Linked DNA regions of Homo sapiens: region 2 is linked to region 1. A link is a loop called in an ENCODE intact Hi-C map of the cell type or tissue named here. Cell type or tissue: ascending aorta. All regions are shown on one strand. Each heading gives the region's core, and the rest is flanking DNA. Links, peaks and the distances in the headings are about the cores only. Region 1 overlaps RHOBTB3 (Rho related BTB domain containing 3). Region 2 overlaps LOC101929710 (a long non-coding RNA gene).

What was found. Hi-C counts contacts between places; a loop is a spot of excess contacts. Peaks named below come from ENCODE experiments on the same cell type or tissue, not always from the same donor. Only the 100,000 strongest peaks of a DNase experiment are listed, where the experiment ranks them.
Region 2: a loop joins it to region 1, with 4 times the contacts of the local background. A loop is called at or near these places in 45 of 110 quality-filtered maps.

Annotation. Positions count from the first base shown.
Region 1 is chr5:95,776,002-95,786,471 of GRCh38, reverse strand. It overlaps RHOBTB3 (Rho related BTB domain containing 3), which reads right to left. Exons shown (of 12, transcript NM_014899.4): 9 at 6,047-6,220; 10 at 2,509-2,675. Among named protein-coding and RNA genes, the nearest start is that of GLRX, 41 kb to the left of the region's middle. RefSeq lists an enhancer at 5,178-5,227. In ascending aorta, for the core only: CTCF peaks have their summits at 5,038 and 5,238 (motif pointing left); DNase peaks (open chromatin) are centred at 5,261 and 5,675; H3K27ac peaks cover 2,819 bases.
Region 2 is chr5:96,339,325-96,349,794 of GRCh38, reverse strand. The region is part of intron 3 of LOC101929710 (a long non-coding RNA gene); the gene reads right to left. LOC107986365 (a long non-coding RNA gene) reads right to left here. Exons shown (of 2, transcript XR_001742457.1): 2 at 5,446-6,280. It also overlaps a transcript of CAST not described here. Among named protein-coding and RNA genes, the nearest start is that of PCSK1, 89 kb to the left of the region's middle. In ascending aorta, for the core only: a CTCF peak has its summit at 4,848 (motif pointing left); no DNase peak of the experiment used is centred there; H3K27ac peaks cover 94 bases.

The DNA.
Region 1 (10,470 bases), core at 1,319-9,318:
ATCATGGTAAAGAACTGAGAGAGGTTAGGGGAAAATGGACAGAGAAGTGAGAGAATACCCACACTGCTCATCTATCTAAGAAAGTATGAATGATGTTTCCTGACACACAGTACAAAACTGGCAGAGTGTTCAGAAATTTTGATTATTTGGAGAGCTACTGGGAGTCTAATTCTGCCAGAAGACAATTTCACTCCTAAAAGTCAGAGAAATGGCAAGGCAAAAGTTAACCAAATTCTGACCAACAGGGTGAACTGACTGGTGAAGTGAAATCTCAAACTAGGAACTTCAAAGAAAACTTGGGAAGAAAACTTCTGTTATCTGGAATTCACAATTGCCAAATTAGGAACCACCAGGAAAAGAATACAGGAAAACTGGTAAATTTAGGCTTAATCTTAGAAAATAAAAAGTCTTCAGAAACAAAATTCAAAATGAGCTTGTATCTTAGATTGTTTGAAATTCAAGGGGAAAAGATAAGGATAATCACAGAGTCAGAAACCAGAGAATCAGGGAAAACAAGTCAAGAATTTCTGACAGTGCAATCAAAAATGATTCTGATGAGGAACCAAGTGTAGGGGGGCAGTGAGGGGAGGCACCTAAAGAAATCAATGTGACCACACGGGAAGTTCTCTTATACATAAACAATTTAAGAAGATACTAAAAGATAAGGAAAAAGAAACTTGTGTCCAATTTTTTAAAAAGTATGAACAACTTGTTAGAATAGTATGAAAATGATACATCAAAAATGAACTGAGATTGTGAAACTACTAGAAAGAATTTTAAAAATTGTAAACTAAATTTAGAGGGGAGCTATTTATCATGAGATGAATGTAAACGTTTTACAAAAAGAGATCAGTGTTACTCAATTTTTTTTTTTTTTTGAGACGGAGTCTCACTCTGTCACCCAGGCTGGAGTGCAGTGGCACGATCTCGGCTCACTGCAAGCTCCGCCTCCAGGGTTCACGCCATTCTCCTGCCTCAGCCTCCCAAGTAGCTGGGACTACAGGCACCCGCCACTATACCCAGCTAATTTTTTTTTGTATTTTTAGTAGAGACTGGGCTTCACTGTGTTAGCCAGGATGGTCTCGATCTCCTGACCTCGTGATCCGCCAGCCTCGGCCTCCCAAAGTGCTGGGATTCCAGGCGTAAGCCACCACGCCTGGCCCTACTCAATTTTTAAATTTGTTTTTAGCCCTAATTAAATACATGTGATCGTAAGACTTGATTATGAGAGAAATGAAGTCCAAAATAGTTAAGGAGATAGTAGGAGAAGACCTAGATGCTTCAAATAAATTCCCTTCTATAAACAGAAGTGTTGATGAATGAATTCGTTTCAGCTTGGAGGCAAGCATTCAGCTGTCACAGATCTGGAATTTGCCCCATCATGTGGCTCCATTTTAGCAATGTGGATGGAGATAAAAGTTGTCATGCTTTTGTAACCCTGGACGTCAAAGTTGATAGGTATAGACATGTTGGATGCCAGATAATAGTTCAAGAAGTACTGACACTCTGTAGTGATTGAACAAATATATTCCTGTGAAAAAAACCTAGAGGGCTCGGCTTACCACAAGTTGAGTACACAAGAGTGTGCCATAACTACCACAAGTGCTGAAACTGTCTCGGGCAGTGGATGGAATGGCAGAATGGCCAACGGTAGGATGGCCCATCTGAATAAGCTTTCTGCTTCCAGGAATGAAAGAAAGTGGGAATAAGGATTTGGCAGGTTTTTGACTGTGAGCACATCTGGGGGTTTGGGAAGTAGATTTCAACACAGTAGTCCTAGTTTATTTACAGACCTGGCTCTGATTCATAATTTAGGGCCTCTGTAACTGCAGTTACTTAAAATTAACTTAATTATGTAACTCCCCCACCCCCGTTCTCTAAAATCAGTAATGATATAATTATTGAAAACAAAAGACTCCGAGCTTACAAGAGGCCCAGAAGAAGCATGTACACATACGGCAGTGATTGCTAATAAGGTGAGACATGAAAACAAAAGGCATTCTGCAAGGATAAATGAGGCACACCAATATCTCCTACATACAACTGAAACTTCAAAACATGTTCATTATATGGATGAAAAAATGAAGAAGTAAATTAGTTTAGCTTAACCATCGCTATCAGTATATATGGACCAATTCTGTCATTTCCCTTTTAGGAACCTGAAGATGTGATTGTTTGGGGAAATTCAACATAAATTCTATTTCCTACAATGCCTATGTGACATAGTATAGCACCACATTCAAATGACTCTACTAAGGGCCACTATTTAGTTAAAAAAATTCCGTATCTGGACATTTTGCCTCCTTATAAAAGGGACTGCACACAAACCCTAACGCTTCAAAATTATCTAGCCAGATAAACTGTTGTGAAGGCACTTTAGCCTCATTAGCCAAACTTCCAAACTAAGACTAGTATTAACGTATGTTAAAAAATGATAAATTTTAAAATAGTATAATTTGAAAAATATTTTATAAAAAACTAGGCTATCAGATACACAGAGTCAATTACCTTGGCCTTTTTAAGCAGGTCAACTATATCAAGGTTCATGGATGCCAGTTCCCTGCTTGGCATGCTCTGCAGCTGGGTAATGATGAACAGCTCACAGATGTGCTGCAGTCTGGACACTTGGTACATCTCGGCACAGATCAGGAGACACATGGCCTGGAATATGCCAGCTGATGAGAAAAGGGACATGAGAGAAAGTGGATGATGAAACCATTTCTTTAATGATCTAAACACCCCCCACCAACAAAAAACAACAATTAAAAAAACATGCTGACCGTAGCATCCACCATAGAATAGAATGGTTAGGAAAAGCCTCGAGGGAGTCAGCATTCTGCACTTTTATTCCATTTTATCTTTTTTTTCTTTCCTTTCTTCTTCTTCTTTTTTTTTTTTTTTTTTTTTTTTGTAGAGACAGGTCTCACTATGTTGCCCAGGCTGGTCTTGAACTCCTGAGCTCAAATGATCCTCCTACTTTGGCCTCCCAAAGTGCTGGGATAACAGATGTGAGCCATCACACCCGGCCTATTATTCCATTTTAAAAAGAAGGGCCGGCGCAGTGGCTCACACCTGTAATCCCAGCACTTGGGGAGGCCGAGGTGGGCGGATCACGAGGTCAAGAAATCAAGTCCATCCTGGCGGACATGGTGAAACCTCATCTCTACTAAAAATAAAAAAAAATTAGCCAGGTGTGGTGGCGGGCGCCTGTAGTCCCAGCTACTGGGGAGGCTGAGGCAGGAAAATCACTAAAACCTGGGAGGCGAAGGTTGCAGTGAGCGGAGATCATGCCACTGCACTGCAGCCTGGGCAATAGAGCAATACTCCATCTCAAAAAAATAAAAATAAAAATAAAATAAAATAAAAATAAATAAATAAAATAAAAAAGTAAAAATAAAAAGAATCCAAGCCTTCATACTCAGAAGTGAATCTATTTTTTTTTAATTCTTCAGAAAAGGTGATTCTATAATTGCCCTTAAAAATTAATTCCAGGACTATCTGGTAAATCTTTCCGTTAGCTAAACTAGATCCTTGCCATTTTTTTTTCTTGACATTAGTCTTCAGGTTGGTTGGTTGGTTTGTTGTTTTGTTTTTATTATGATAAAATAAACATAACATGAAATTTACCATTTTAACCTTTTTTTTTTTTTTTTTTTTTTTTTGAGATGGAGTCTCACTCTGTCGTCCAGGCTGGAATGCAGTGGTGCGATCTTGGCTCACTGCAAGCTCCTCCTCCTGGGTTCACGCCATTCTCCTGCCTCAGCCTCCTGAGGAGCTGGGAGCACAGGCGCCCACCACCACGCCCGGCTAATTTTTTTTGTATTTTTTGTAAAGACGGGGTTTCACCGTGTTAGCCAGGATGGTCTCGATCTCCTGACCTTGTGATCCACCTGCCTCGGCCTTCCAAAGTGCTGGGATTACAGGCATGAGCCGCCACATCCGGCCCATTTTAACCACTTTTAAGTATATGATTCATTGGCATGAAGTACATTCACACTGCTGTGCAGTCATCACCACCACCATCTCCAGAACATGTTTCTTCTTCCCAAACTGAAACTCTGTACCCAATAAACACTAACTCCCTGTTTCCCCCTTTCCCCAGCCCCTGGCAACCACCCAATTTGGCTGGGGGTTTTTTCAATACTTCCCTAGAAATCTGGTTTTTCATGTAATTCTCGTTCTTATCCCTCCTTACATTCTTACATTCTTTTGTAGCTATGGAACCAAGAACACTGTGTATGGTGAATATTTAACATAATAACATTACCTGTCTTCTGTGATCTTCCCAATGCACAGATTCCAGTATCTGGCTTAACTTTTTGATTATTCATTTTGACTCATTTTTCCCTAACACACTTTTGCCAATTTTTAAAAATCCTATCATTATTACTGCTTTCCTCTGTAATATTTTCTAATTAGCAAGGTAAAACTTAATATTAGCAGCTTCAATTACTTGAGTGAGAGGATGACTGAAAATCAAATTTTCCTATTACTCCAAATCTGGTCAATTTGTAAATTTAATATACAGATTTGCCAACAATGAAATAATAAACAATAAGCTTTATTTCCAAAAAGAACAAATGCTTTCATTTTTATTAGGCAAAAATACTAAGTCTTTTTTTGAGACGGAGTCTCACTCGGTCACCCAAGCTTGAGTGTGGTGGCGCCATCTTGGCTCACTGCAACCTCTGCCTCACAGGTTCAAGCGATTCTCCTGCCTCTGCCTCCCGTGTAGCTGGGATTACAGGCACACGTCACCATGCCCAGCTAATTTTTGTATTTTTAGTAGAGACGGGGTTTCACCATGTTGGTCAGGCTGTTTTTGAACTGACTTCAGGTGATCTGCTCACCTCAGCCTTCCAAAGTGCTCAGATTACAGGCATGAGCTACGGCACCTGGCCGTAAGTCAGTCTTTAACACTGACAGAAACAACTGCAACTGGCTCCAAAATACTCTACAGAAAGCTGCAAGCCCAGAATTAATTTAATCAACACAAATACATTTGCTTCTTTTTGAACTTCTAAAATCTTTCACTAGAGGGCTCATGACTTGTTTAAAACTTATTTCAATACCCAGTGTAAGAAACCTTTCCATTCTAAAAATTAAAGCAGTGAATCTGAAGAGAGGTCTGGCTTGAAATGTGTGTTTGCTTTTTATGTTTATTAGGGTGCCTGACCAGGTTCTCTAATCAAGGTCTCAGGCTCCTGAACTGAGCTCCACGGGGCCGAATCTAGTTGTGCTTGTGGTGGGAGCCATCTGGTGGCCAAAGGCTGAAGACTACTCACAGAGGGCTTCCCTGCCAGCATCCCAAGCAAGGCTCCAGGCCTGTAGAAAAAATTTTGCTATTTCTTCAAGTGCCTCCAGCTAGAAGAACCCTGCTGGATCTGTTCCAACCTAGAGCTGTCACAGATGTTTGGTTCCTGGTCAAAGATAGTCCTTGGTCAGTGAATTTGGAAATGAATCCTACAGTCCACTGGGTATTCTAAACATCTCAAGAAAAGTTTTCAGAGAAGTCAGTTTGAGGAGTTTCTGACTTTAGCAGAAGTCAGAAGGAGGCCTTTACAAATCCCACATCCTCTGGGCAGAAGGAAGACCAAAAAAGTCTCAGAATATTGAAAGTCCTTAAAAGTGCCCCAATCAGAAGTCACAGACATCAAAGCAGTTGCGCAACCCTCCTCTTCTTGTGGAAGAGACAGCGCTCCAAGTAACAATCTGCCCCGATCTCTAGAATTACGGTAGCCATGGGTACCACAAGACACCTCCATTTCTAGTTGCCTACAGTGATCCCCATGCTGTAGGTGCTGGCTGGGACATGTGAACTTGTGCCGGCGTCGGAGACCCATAAAAGGCACCCAATCACTGCACTTCCACTTGAACTGAATGAAAATTCATTGTTGTTCCAGCACCACCTCTAATTGCTTAGTACATTCCGTGATGTCAACTAATAAATCTTAAATGAAAATAGATTCCACAGAGTGCAATTTAACAAAATGGGTGGCAAGGAAAGAAAGAATTCTGAGATACTATCAACATTTGTATTGCTAACCTGGGCAGCAGGAGTCTGTGTACAGGTATTCTAAAAATGACAAGAAAGTCTCTTTGGAAACACCATAAACGGGAATCAGGACACTCTTTGCTTCCATGTAATTACCATTAAACATGGCTGCCATCACTTCACAACGGGCCACCAGGATGGCCCTGTGGGCTGGCACTGTCGTACCTGAAAGGTTCAAAAGGGAAACAAGAAACAAGTGAGATAAACCTGCAGGGTTATTCCAGCAATTTTCCTTCTAATTAGACTACCACATTAGGGACAGCTAGGCTGATATGCAGAATCTGAATTTGGGAGTGATAACTACCATTAATCCAGAAACTTCTTAATTTTAAAGGGAGCAATAAAGAAAGTTCAGATGTTGACCTTGAAACCAACAATTTGCAAGTCAAGACAACAATTTGTTACTTAGTTTGTATTTCCAGAAATAGAAACACTGAAATGAAGTATTTTGCTTCATATTTTTATAATGAAACATCAATCCTTTCCAATTGGCTTGAAATATTAATAATACTACCCGTGCCCATGTGCCTCCCAAGAAAACAACCCCATTACCCTTCTGGGCCTGACTCACAGAACCATCTTGGCCATGCTTCCCCTTATCTGAAACAGGAAACTGTAAGAAGTAAACCATAAGCTGTCCGTACACCACAGTAGGAATAGCAAGAGGATCTCTTGTGGAGCCAAGGAGAGCATTTCAGACTTAATGAAAATCTGGAAGAGGATGACCTTAATCCCTGCAGTCTCCCCAGCACACTACTTCCTCAGGCAACCATTCTGTCTCACCTGAACAATGCCTGCTGCTGGGAGAGCCAGTGCTACGTTGAATTTTGAGGGCTCTCTCAGCCCATACTGCTCACTGAACTCACCGAACTGAATTAACTCTCTAGGAAAAGCTTGCTAGGCTCTCTAGCTACTGCTGCACCACACAAAGGCAGCGCTGGATAGGGCCGTGAGTGGCCAGGGCTCTCTACTTCCACCACCTTAGAAAACCACGAATACACACTGCCAGCCTTCAGTTCAGCCTGGATCACTTCAACAGATTATTACCGAGAATCAGCATGTGCCAATCATTGCATTTGGAATTGAAGACACAAAGAGGAGGAAGACAAAGCTACCTCTGCTTTGGAGCAGTTTTTACTTTCGTAGAAGACACCACAGCCAGTGTGAGTGACAAAGCTGTCGCATTCCAGGAAGTAACTCTCCAACCAAACCAAGCCACTCAGCCCTGCCCAAGAGTTTACCCACACATCTCTAAAATCTCATACTCATCAGGGATATATAGTCTTCTCTAAAGCATTTACAATTATTGGGTTCTTCATCCCTTTTAAATCCAAGCACAACATCTCCTGTCTCAGGAAAGAAGAAAAGAGTTACATCTAAGCCCAGTGGCTTTTTCCAAAGCCAATAATCACTCAGGATCTATAGGCAACACCTGGCACTGCCAGCTCTGAGCCTACTGCTCGGCACTGCCATTTGCACAGCCACACCTACCTGAGGAGCAGGGAAGTAACTTGGGAAGCCCTCCCACCCAGTCAACACTCACCTCCTGGCAGGCACACTCCCCTCCTCGCCTCACTGGGACAGTGTCCCTCCACCGGGAAGGACCAGTTTCCATAATTAAAGCAAGCTGGCTGTATTTGTATACAGCAGTTAATAAAGAATACAAACAGGTCATGCCATTTGACTTGTAATTGTAAGGTTTTAAAATGTTAAAGATAAATAGGGCACTATATTTTTAAAAATTAGAAGCATGACTTAAATAAACTGGATGATCTATCACTTGGGTTAAGCACAGGGATTTAAGATCTACCAAAAAATACCAAGTAGATAGTTGATGGGGGTAGAATTTGATAAGTAACCTTGAAATTTTAACAGAAATTGTTGATAATGTGGTTATAACAGAGTTGCAAAACCCAGCAACAAAACACTCAGTACAGTTAGCTCTCCGAATCCATGGGTTCCACATCCACAGATCGAACCAACAGAGAGTGGAAAATATTCAGAAAAAAAAAAAAACCCTGCAACTGTATTGAACATATACAAAGTTTTTAAAAAATTGTCATTATTCCCTAAACAATACAGTATAACAACTATTTATATAACATTTACATTGTATTAGGTATTGTAAGTAATCTAGAGATGATTTTCAGTATGCAGGAGGATACTCATAGGTTACATGCAAATACTAAGCCATTTAATATCACGAACTTGAGCGTAGCGGATCTGGGTATCTGCAGGAGGTCCTTGGAACCAATCTCCTATGGACATTAAGGAACAACTGTACTTTTTTTTTTTTTTGAGATAGAGTCTTGCTTTGTCGTCCAGGCTGGAGTACGGTAGCACAGTCTCACTCACCACAACCTCCGCCTCCCAGGTTCAAATGATTCTCGTGCCTCAGCCTCCCGAGTAGCTGAGATTAGAGGCATGCGCTACCATGCCTGGCTAACTTTTTTGGTATTTTTACTAGGGACAGGGTTTTGCTGTGTTGGCCAGGCTGGTCTTGAACTCCTGGCTTCACGTGATGCTCCCACCTCAGCCTCTCAAAGTGCCGGCATTACAGGCGTGAGCCACTGCACCCAGCCAACTGTACCTTAAAGCATTTTTAAGCCTATTTCAAGGTTGGAATTTAGTTTGGAAAACCATTACGCTTCCTGTTAAGAAAACATCAACTTCAGTTTTTCACCTCTTTAAACTACTGTTTTGATGTTATAAATTGTTCTGTTGTGAAACTGTAATACAATACCTTAGTATGGTTAGATCTTTCAACACTGTATATAAAAATATGCTGAAGGAACATAATGCGGTTTATGGTTTACGTACTAACTGGCAATAGGATACAGGTAAAGAAATTACTTAAGGAAATGGAAGATAGCATTTTCTAGTTAAAAGATAATCATGTTCCTTGAAACTGTCAAGGCCAAACTATCTTTTCTTTGTAGTATTCATTTGATGTTACAATTTTAAGAATTTTTTTCTAAGGAAAAGAACTACAAGAGTGAAACAAAAATGAAAAGCCCAAGTTTTCTAGTCACTTTACATAGATTATCAAGAATCTTTGACTGTTTACTAAAATAAAATACATTTGTCACACTTTCTTCATACTATTTTCCAGGTTTCAAAAGTGAAATTTTTAGAACTGTTTTTGGTTTCATTCCTAAAAAAGGATACCTACCTAGCTCAAGAGAGATCCAAAATATGTACTAGCTAAGTAAACCAGAAGGGAATGTAATTTTCTAAAGAACTCTTCATGTGACAGACTCATATCAAAAGGACATCCGTACCTCTCTAAATATTTACCAAGACTGACTTTAGAACTGCTATAGTAATTTTTTTTTACACGCCAAAACAACAAATTGGGAGTGGTAGAGAAAATATATATATTTGAGGATCACCTATTACAGGGGATGGTATCCCATTTTCTATCCTAGGCTAATTCCAGCCAGTTTTGGGGGAAGGCCTGGGACACTTTAAAGGAAAGATTGACTGCGAACGTGGGTTCAGCAGGAAAAAGTACAGCGATCCACCAGTACTAGCTGCCACTGCAGGTGAAGAGGAGTGGAGTCTGCAGGTGAAGCCTCTGCTAGTCCTTTGTATGCACTATCTCAACCCCCGTGACCACATCACAAAGTCGGAATTAGTATCCCTATTTTATAGGCAAAAAACCAAAAGAACCAGAAATGTAAAGTAACATAGCCAAACCTACATAGTAAGTATGCATCCAAGCAAAGATCTTAACCAGGCCTTTCTGACCCATGGCACTACCACCTCATCAAGGTGCCTCAGTATATCAGTTCTGGTCTAAATTGTTCCATAGATTCCATTCTCATTTAGTTTTCCTTAAACCGCTCATGAGGTTAATATTCACGCTCAAAACTGGAGTAAAGAAGCCAAAGACTTATTACATGTCACTTCAAATTTATTATTATTGCGTGAAATAATTACAAAATATAATTATAAAATAAATTACATTTTTTAAATTTATTTTTTTATTTTTTATTTTTATTTTTCTTTGAGACAGAGTCTCACTCTGTCTTCCGGCTAGAGTAAAGTGGTATGATCTTAGCTCACAGCTTCCTCTGCTTCCTGGGTTCAAGTGATTCTTGTGCCTCAGCCTTCCGAGTAGCTGGGATTATAGGCGTCTGCCACCTTGCCTGGCTGATTTTTGTATTTTTAATAGGGATGGGGTTTCACCATGTTGGCCAGGCTGGTCTGGAACTCCCGACCTCAGGTGATCCACCCAACTTGGCCTCCAAAAGTGCTGGGATTACAGCCATGAGTCACCATGCCCAGCCAAAACATTACATTTAGATAGATAATCATCTAATTTTTAAATTATTATTCCAATTACTTCCCATAAATTTGTATTGATAATATCAAAGTTACATTCCAATGTGAATTATTTCACAACTATGAAT
Region 2 (10,470 bases), core at 735-8,734, 560 kb before region 1:
GTGAAAGTTACACAAACAGAAAGGAGTTTACTGGCTCCCTGTCACTTACAAAATAATGTCCAGTTCCTAAGCACACCCTTTCCTCAACAACTACAGGTCAATCTACTTTTTAGTCTTTATTTTCCAATGCACCTTCTTAGGTTTAATGAAGTATGCAATTGAAAATAGTGAAATTTTTTCAGCAGCTAACATCCTCTTATTTTGAAAGATACAAATTTATCTATTCTTCCTTATAAGTGTAAATGTCTTGCTGACGCCAAAGAGTTTTTAATAGACTCATGATAACAATTAGGCCTCTTGATACATATGAAAGACAAAAATACCTGCAGTTGATCCTTGATGAACAGTTACATGTGTTGCATCCAAAGGCTAAAAGTAGATCTTTTTAAAATTACAGCAAAATAATCATGCCACAGAGAGGTCAAGGAGAGAGAAGTTAATAATATTTAATTATAATCACAGGAAAATGGTGAACTCTTAATGCCCAAACATGAATATATTCTTAAAAGCAGTATCTCAATTTAGACCAGAGCAACCAGTCAACTTAAATTCCAGCTGAGATTTATTTTAGTTCAATTTTGCAAATTGTCCTAATTGAATTCCCTTGGATAGGGAACAGTTTATACTGATAACTAGCAAAAAAAAAAAAAAAAAATAGTGTCCTTGTTGGTTGAAAAGAAAAATGAGAGAGAGACCAGAAAAAAAAAATTATAGAATATTTTGTTGGTTTGTGTAATGTTCTATGTTTTCTCCTTCCTGACTTAATCCCTGTCCTTCCCAAACTCCCAAAATCTTCATTTTACTCTTCAGAAACCCCAGCTCTATGAAACAATTCTTCTACATTCTCAAACATGTCTTCCTTGCACTTTCTGCTCATAATTAACCCTAACTTCCCATGTGGAACACCACTTCCGTTACAGCCCTTTTGATAGAAGTGGCATATTTCCTAATTCCCCAGGTATCTCAGGGCTGGAAGTGGGTTCATGTTCCAGACAAATATTTTTCCAGCCTCTGTAAATCCTGGACCTGCTGAGTCCAGGCTTACAGTCTCTGTCTTCCTCATTGCCATTGCCATCTGCCTCCTCTGTACACCATCTGTCCTTTCTTTCAGACACTGTCCACCATCCTCAATCCTCTTACTTTCTCCAACCCATGAACTCTTAGCAAATGACCCTGTCTTCTACTGGGGGAAAATAAACCATCTGATTGGAACTATATAGCCTCAACTTCCCACCATCAAATCCCAAAACTATCATTTTCTCCACCTTTCTGTTGCAATATGGAGATTGTCCCTTACCATCAAAAGCAATTCCTTCATCTGGACTTAGAATCTTTTTCCCTAGAGTCTTCTCCTTAGGAATCAGGCACCAACAAATCTCTCTATCTCTCCCTCTCTCTCTCTCTCTCCCTCTCCCTCTCTCTCCCAGGCCTCCTTCAAACTAGCATTATTCATGTCTCTCCAAATTTAAAAACAAAACAAAGAGTAGAATAAAATATTCCCTTAATCCTATAGTCCTTTCCATCCATCATCCTATTTCTTCCCTTCCTTCTTCTGTTACCTTTCTTTACTTGGCTTTATTTACTTTCCTCCAACTCTTACTCTAAATCTGGCTCCTGGGCCCACCATGCCACTGATACTGCCCTTGACAAGGTCATCATTGACCTCCATGATACTACATCCGATGAATGCATTTGAACTTTTCAGCTTACTTAATGACTCAGCATCTGCCAATTCAATGAAATAATCCTTTACTTAAAACATTGTCTGGCATCATCTTTTGAAACTCGATTTCTGTCTTATTTGTAGGCAATACTTTCTCTATTAATCATTAACTATTGGGGTTTGGGGGTTTTGTAGGGAGGGCTCTCTCTGAACTACTGTGTTCTTCTCACTTCACCCTCTCTCCACATCATCCACCCTGATGGCTTCATAGTAGACACGGTTAGTGGCTGCACAGCTCTCTTCAAATCATCTTTACCAGTCTCTGTGCCTCTTCCCTGGTTTTAGTTCACTTTTGCTCCCAATGACCCTTCAGAGGATTTCCTGTGGGGTTTAGAACTGGTCTTATTCCATTGCTGGGATGACTCTTAGGAACTTGGTGTGGGATGATAAGGCTGACTCACATTAAATGAGGTGGAGGTACCAGAGTAGTCTTGCCAGAGTTCTAAGGAAGAGATTCAAAAGCCCAAGATGCAGGTATGCCAAAATGGTTCTGTATAATAACTGAGGACCCGCCAGTGATGAAGGAGAGAAAAAAACCAAGGTCTGATTTACAGATAGACCAGCTTGGTATGCTAGTACAAACAAAAATAGACTGCTGCTGCATGACAGAGGTCCCAGCTTTGAACAGGAGTGCACCTGGTCATCCACTTTGTGTGAAGAGAGTGGCTTGAAGGAAGGATAAGCACGGACTTCTGAGCAGTGCAGAATGGATCATTTGGAATTGAACTATTTGGATTGGAAGATTGGGAACAAAGAGATCTGGAGTAGAAACAGGTTCATGGACCCATAGGAATGGGCAAACTGTGTATCATGCATTAATGTCCATTAGGGAGTATTCACTGTAGAAGAGGCTCTACAAAACTAGATGGACAGGATGACTTGACTGGTAAATGTCAGGTAGCCCTGGCCACACCAGGGCTGGCACACTGGGCCTCCTCAAAGAATAGTCACGGATATTCAAATGGAGGCTCTGCGTGAGCCCAGTGGAAGGGTCTCCCTCCCACCAATGCTGATCTAGTTACTGCCACTGCTGAAACCCGTCTGAAAGATGCCCAGTATGCTATCTCTCAAGAAGACACCATTTAGTTGCAAATAATTCCTTTTCTACCTTGAAAAGAGAAGTGATTTGTCTTATCCAGGAATAGCATATTTTCTGGGTATAGGTTTGCCTTTCTGCCCGCAGTGCCTCAATTCACACCTACTATTCAAAGACTCACAGAGTACTTGATTTACTGACATGGAATCCTGAATAATATTGCATCAGACCAGGAAGCCAACTTATGACAGATGGGGGTCACAGAACAGGTGCGTGAGTATGGAACCCACCAATTCCCACATACTGTATAGCCCAGATATTGCTATTTTGATAGAGATTGGAACAGTTTCTTAAAGTCACAACTGAGGTGCCAGCTTACAGACGATACATTATGAGGTTTGGGTGTTGCTTTAGGATGTAGTATATACCTTCTACCAATGGTCATTATGTGGTACTGTGTATCCAGTGGTAGAATATACGAATCCAGGAGTCAAGGGGTAGAACTAGAAAGAGTCTGTTCACTTCATTCCTACTGACTCACTTGTTATTTGGGAAATTTGTGCTCCTAGAAACTGGACCTAAGACAGGCTTCAATTACAATCTCTACAGTGACAAAAGCCAAATCCATTATCTGATCCACAACTTTCTTATAAGCTCAAAATCTGAATATCTAACCACCTGCCTGATATTCAAATTAGATGCCTCACAGGTACTTGCAAGCTAATATGTCCGAAACAGCAGTCACGATCTCTGCCTTCCTGCAGAATATCATTATAAGTGAATAGTACTGCCATCTACTCAGGAGCTCAAGCCCGAAATCTGGAGTCTTCTTCAAAATTTTTTATTCCTTTATCTACCATAGCCAATCAACCATCATGTTTTAGCAATTTTATTCTTCTAAATGTCACTCATATTTTGCAATCGGAGGATGTTAGCCTACTGGCACCACCCAAATGCAAACTCCATCATTTCTCAATTGGATCATTGTGACAGCCTTTATGGTGGCAACCTCTAAAATGGTCCCCAGTGATCCCTGCCTTCTGATGTTCACACTGTTGTGTAATCCTCCCTACTTTTGCTTCCAATAAATAGAATACAGTAAACATGATGGGATGTCACTTTTACATGGGTTACAAAAACACCCTGACTTTCATCTTTCTCTCAGTCTCTCACTTTCTCACCTGTGTGGAAACAAGCTGTGTCATCTGGGTCACTCTGCCCTATGGAGATATGACAAGGAACTGAGGGAAGCCTCCAGCAACAGCCAGCAGGGAACTGAAGTCCCTAGTCCAACAGTCCCTGAGGAACTGAATCCCACCCATAGCCACATGAGCAAATGTGGATTCTCCCTCAGTTAAGCCTTCAGATGGGAGAGCAGCTCTGGCTGACATCTCAATTACAGCTTCATGAGACCCTGAGCCAGTGATACCCAGCTAAGGAACTGTACACCCAAAAAAGTGAATTTTACTGTAATAATTTTTAATTATGGGAATAATATAGTGTTTCTTAAGAGATACTGTAGCATGCATTTGCACTGAGTTAGACGTAGAAAGTGAAAGGACAGATCAAAGACAGAGCAATTATAATGGAGCCCAATGCTAAGTCGAAAGCTCAGAATAAGCTCAGAATCAAGATACAATCTCTCCAACCACAAATCTCCTGTTTCTGGTAGATTTGTATCAGTAAAATAGTGTATCATCCAACACATGTATTAAGCAAGCATAGATTAGGGACTCTTCAAAAAAGAGTAGGTTAGGTTAAGACTCTTCAAAAAAGAGTAGATTAGGTTAAGAAGCTCTTTTGGGAAGAGAAAAATTAGCGTATATCTGGAGGTCACTGAAGTTTGCTGAAACCATTGGGGCCAGTGAGACTGGTAAGACTCCTTGTTAGATATCATCTCCCATGACAATAACAGACTGATTAAATATAAAAGGGAGATCTCAAAATTCTAAACTGGAAAAGAAAGCGATGTGCAAAATACAAATTGAATTTCATTTCCATATCTACCCTCATACACATAAGCACATCAAGCCAGAGTAGAGCAGCAGAAGGGAACAAGGCAAGACTTCGACCAAATCATCTGTGTTCAAATGCTGACCCCTTGTGTCTACAAGTCATTATATCACGGTATTCTGTACTTAACCATGTGGTTTTTCAGCTCTATTTGTGTAAGCAATAATGAAAGAACCAATGCAAACAAATTTGAAATATAATTCAGCCTGGGGAATTGTACTTGGCACAGAAAATGTGTTGGCTCTGCTTCCATTCACCTCTGCCTACCTGCCATCCACCTGGTAGGTATTAGTCACTTGTTCCATTTCTCCCAAGAAGAAATACAATCATCAGATGCAAATTAAGCCAGCATATCCCCCACAAACTTAAGCAAAAATAAATGAAGACTAAAGGAAAAGTAGAGTATGTTTAATTTCTCACTAGGTCAAGGTCTGATTGTGAGAATAGTCTGATTGTGAGAATATTTACTCAGCCTGCTACCTGATTCGCATTCCTTTGAATCTGAATTCTTTTCATGGCACATGAGCCACTGCTTGCTTTCATGGTTAAGTTAATGTGTGAATTTGCTTCTCACACAATTTGATTGATGTCTTGCTTGGTCTTGGAGAGGTAATGAGATTACCACTTAAAAAATATAACCATTAGTACATGAGAAAAAAAACCATATTTGGAGAAATTGTCAAATGTTGCATTTACTCATCCATTCATTCCACACATTTGAATATATCCATGGCTATAAGAGAATAATCCTTGATTCCTTCCTCATCCCAATGCCCACTTCCCTCCTATACATACAGACTCATCACTAGAAACTATGTCACTCTTCACTATTGCTTTAGGGCTTGCGGTACTAGCCTTTGATATTGTCCCTTGGCCAGTCTTCCTACACACCCAAAATGTAGATTTGACATAAAGCTGCCAGCCTGACAAAGGCAGGACTATTAGTTCTATCAAGGTCACAAGGGTAAGTGTAAAATTACATTCAAGTAGGGGTTACGATCCAATTCCTTCAGTCATTAATTCATTCAACAATTATGTATTAAACATTGGTTTATCTAGACCCTACGATGAATAAACAAAGATGCTTGCCTTCAAGGAGCTCATCTTCCAGCTGAAGGAGACTGATGGTAAATTTAGAGTTAATTAGTGAATCATATAGTGCAGTAGAGCAGGATAAAGTAGATCAGCAGGAAGAGGTATACAATTTTAAATACAGTGTTTGATCAAATTGAAGACATCAACATTTGTAAATCACACCATTATTTTCTGGACCAGTAAGAAAAATAATGCCAATTAAATTGTGCTGCAATGCCTAAAATGGTAGTTCTGTGGCTTTGAAATGCATTTCATAAATCAGCAGGGATCTGGCAATTTCTTCTGCTTTCAGTTGCAATGCTTAGGAAGTTAAAGGCAATCCTTTGTGTGTTTCTCAGTAGCAAAATGAAACTCAGCTTCTTCTCCTTACAGGTAGCCTCCTTAGGCAAGCCCTGTAAAGCACATAGCTGTTGCTTTCAAAGGCAATGTAGAAATGAAAAAAGAAAAGCATGTTAATATTAACATCATTATTTTCAAACTAAACTCCTCTCAACCCCCTAAAAAGGTAGCAAGCACCTTAATTTCAGAAAATAGAACAGAACTTTAAACTGAAAACATTTAACATCATTTTATTAAAAAATCAATAAGTTGTCCTACTTTCTCATTTTCCTATCTTTGGTTAAAGAATTTATTTTGGCTAGGTGCCAGTATTGTGAGATCCATTTGGAAAATTGCAATCTACAGCTGAGGTCTTTAAATTTTTATCTTGTGTACCCCCTAAAAGAATTTTTAAAATCTGTAAATGTGTTTTTTTTTAGTGAGGTTAAAGATTTTCATCATCATTTTAACAATTGCAAACTATGTATGAGTGCATTGTACATGTTGCTATTTTAAAATAAAACTGTTAATAGCTCTTTTTAAAAATATGAAATTGTGATCATTCTTCTAGAAACAAAATATTTCCTTCAATACCAAATGTAAGCTTCATTGCCCTATTCCCACACCTTTCTTCATACACAATAACTTTTTGTCTCAATGCTCAATTACAGTATCATAATTTTAAAGACATTTTAAATGGCAATGGAATCAACTTATGCGGTACCAAAAATGCACATAACTCAGTGAAGCAATGATACTATGAACAAGTACAACAGGATTCCCGTAGGCTCAGGGCGTTTGTGGCATGATTGTGAAACACATCCCATTTTCAGAGATGTGCAAATGTGGGAAATAAAGAATTGAGGAGATATGGCTGGGTGATCTCAATGAGAAGGAGTCATACGGCTAGCTATGAGGGAAGAACCAATCTATGCTAGCTTGCAAGAAAAAGAGAATTCAATTCAATCTTATGTATGGGACTAGCTGCCTTTCCATTTTATAATTAGGGTCTGTCCTTTGACAAGTCTCCAAATAGACCTGAAATATGGACCTGGCTTAAAGGCAGGTAGGCAGAAGCCAGGCAGCAATGCGTCTTCTAAGGACAGTGGTTCTCCAAGAGTGGCTTCCAGATCAGCAGCCCCAGCCTCACCTGAGCACTTGTTCAAAATGTAAATTCTCAGGCCCCAATCCAGCCCCGCTGCATTGGAAAATATGGGGGTGGGCCCAGCACTCTGTTTTAACAATCCCCAGCTGGTTTCCATATGTGCTAAAAGTTGGGGAACCACTGCCTCAAAAACACCCCCAACCAACAATGAAAAAGCAGATGAGTTAAGTTTTTCTGTTTATTTCCTTTTTATTATCCTATTTGTCTATGAAGTCATATTTAAACTTCCAGGCTCTTCCCATGTGTCCTCAGAGGAATTAAGGAAGGAGGCCTGTGTTTGCTTGAGCCAGAATGTCCAGGAGGGCACACCTGGAGGGCATCATGGTGGTGGTGGCGGCAGCCACTCTATATTAGTGAGAATTAGTGAGGAAGAAGAATCTTGGGGAATACAGCCTTGGATTCAGTTTGGTCTCACATTGAGGACTGTACATTACCACCATCACTTGTTAAACTTAGGGGATTTGAGTTGATTTTATCAAGGAATTTTTTTCTAAGGTAAAGGTAATTTTTGGTTGGGAGAAGCTATTAAATCCACGAAATCATATTGTGAGAAAGTTCTTTTCAACTTCCCTGTACTCATCATACTGTCTAGAGAAAGTCTCCATTTAGTGTATTCAACATATCTTTAACACTTAACATAAGGAGAAAAAGATTTAGGCTCAGTGCCGTGGTAGGTTCATGTTCCTAGCTAGAATTCAATAATATTTTATTGTTTTTACCATTACTTCTCTTCCTGGATATCATTTATTATGACAGAGGATACTGGTTTTCCACTTGAAGTCATTATCTGAAAGTTTAATCTAAAGAAAGTTTATTTAAGTAAAACAAGCACCATTTGAAAGAAAAACACCCAGAAAGGGATAATAGAGGTGGTTTAAGGATACAGTATGTAAATGGGAACCACTATATTAAGAAGACTGTGGGTTGTTATCCTGGCACTTACACTAATGAGACTTCAAATTCAAAAAGAAAATTGTTATTTCGAATTTGACCTTCAGGCTGGCTTTCAGGTTTCAAACATAGTATCTTGAGCCTTAGTGAGTTATACACTGATTTGTAAAAAACAAAACAACAAACCAAAACCAAGCAGGGTGGAGGGGTGGGGTGGAGGGTGGGGGGATGGGAGTGGGCAGGAATGAAAGGAGATTGTGATCAAGATTTCTAGAGTAACATTTTTTAAGATGAAAACTTGAATTAAATGTATGGTAAGTGATACTTTCTAATGACAAGGGGACAAATAAGAAGACACAACTCTCCATTACTAAGAGCAATTAAAGTGCAAATAATTCCTTCTGAGAATCATGATTATTTACATGCTGGATACAAATTATCCTTCTGCATAGAATCTCACAGGCATTTGGATTTAAGAAAATCTAGTTTTATTAGTCCTAGGATCAGGATTTCTCTACTGAACTATTTCTGTTAACTGTTTTTCTAACTTCATATGCATCTGAAGTATACTCACTGAAGCTTCCTTAGACAAACATAGCAATGGTAGATTTTGACTATGAATTACAGACTATTTCATGTCCATTATCATTCATTTAGTAACGAGCATCATAAGTTCAGTATATAGACTTACAGCTGTAATGTAAGTTAATTTCTAAATGGAAAATAGTCATAGTATATACTGCGTAGAGCTTGGAGCAAATCTTACAGCTTACTGTTTTGGAAGATGTGAAAGTTTCTTGTAAAGTCAAGTAAATGATAATCAAAGTGGGAAGCAACATCCTCCTTTGAAGGGTGATGCTTCAGTGTGAAGAGGTTATAAACTGGGGTAAACAACAACAGCTCTTAGGCAACAAAGGAGGATTTACCTCGATTCTTCTCTGTTGGCCATTGCTCCTACCGGGACCTGGCAGTCAACGGAGTGAACAAACACATCACGAATATTACTGGATTTCAGAGTCTATTAGGAGCCAACAAGCTGATTCAATCCTTACTAAAAACCCACAGTTCCAAAGATTCAAAGCCAAGATCACTGAATTACTAACTCATTAAAAACGGAAATAAAAATTGAATCAGCCAAAGCAACTCAGAACAAAGATGAAAAACAAGTTAACCATGGTGGGGAGGGTAGGGGGAGAGTGGGGGTTGAGGGCAGAAGGGGCGAGCTGCTTTCAGCATCAAGTTCTTTCTACAAAAGGACCTGAGCTGAAATGAAACAGTTTGCCAGAGGCTTCTAGAGATAAAGGTGGACTCCCGCAGAAAATGTTCCAGATCCTGGGAAGACAACAGCGCAAATTAGATAAGAGTGTATCCTTGTTTAATAGTTGGCATTAGATGCTGCAAAATATAACCTTGAGGTAAATAGCAAAGACATGGCTTTCCTTCTTTCTCTTAATACTGACTGCTTAAAAAATTTTGCCCAGTCATTGTTTCCTGTCCGATTACCATAAAGTCTTTCTGTGATGCTTTCCTCATTGAAAGGCCATGAGTTCAGGCAAGACTTTTAAGTGTCTAGGGGTTGAAGATAGGATCCTAACCCACAGAGCTCAAGGCACTTTGTCTCTTTCCACCTATAGCCTGTCTACCTGTCTCTCTCAGGAACCTAGGAGGGATTCTCAGAGGGCCACCCTGGGGAGATAGCCACACTCAGTTTACTAGGTTTACTGTGTTCTCTGCAGCTTTGGGCTCAGAGGGTCAACTACTCGCTCTACCTGCAAATCAAACACAGAAGAGTTCCTGTCCTCAGCAGGACTCACCTTAGCTCTCCTCCAAGGACAAGTGTATCCATAACTGGTATGGATACACTTGCATTTAACAAGGATATTTGTATTATTTGGCTACATGCCTATGACTTCAAGTTTTATGTTAGGTGTCCTTGTCACTTAAACTCTGGGGCTTTGTCCAGATATAACTGTGTTCTTCCAATGAAACAAATTTAGATCTCTTTGCACTTTTGGGTTTTCCCCCAGCTCACTGTGTGATTTTAGCTTAATCACTTAATTCTCCCACTCTTCCATTTCCCATCTATCATGTGCAATGTTATGACCAATAATTAGTGAATGGCAATAACTTGAACTTACAAAAGGCCTTCCTTCCAGGAAACTCACAATACTTCATGAGGGCTAGTTGGTATCCTTCACAAAACCCCAGTGAGAAACGTTTTGCTTTTTA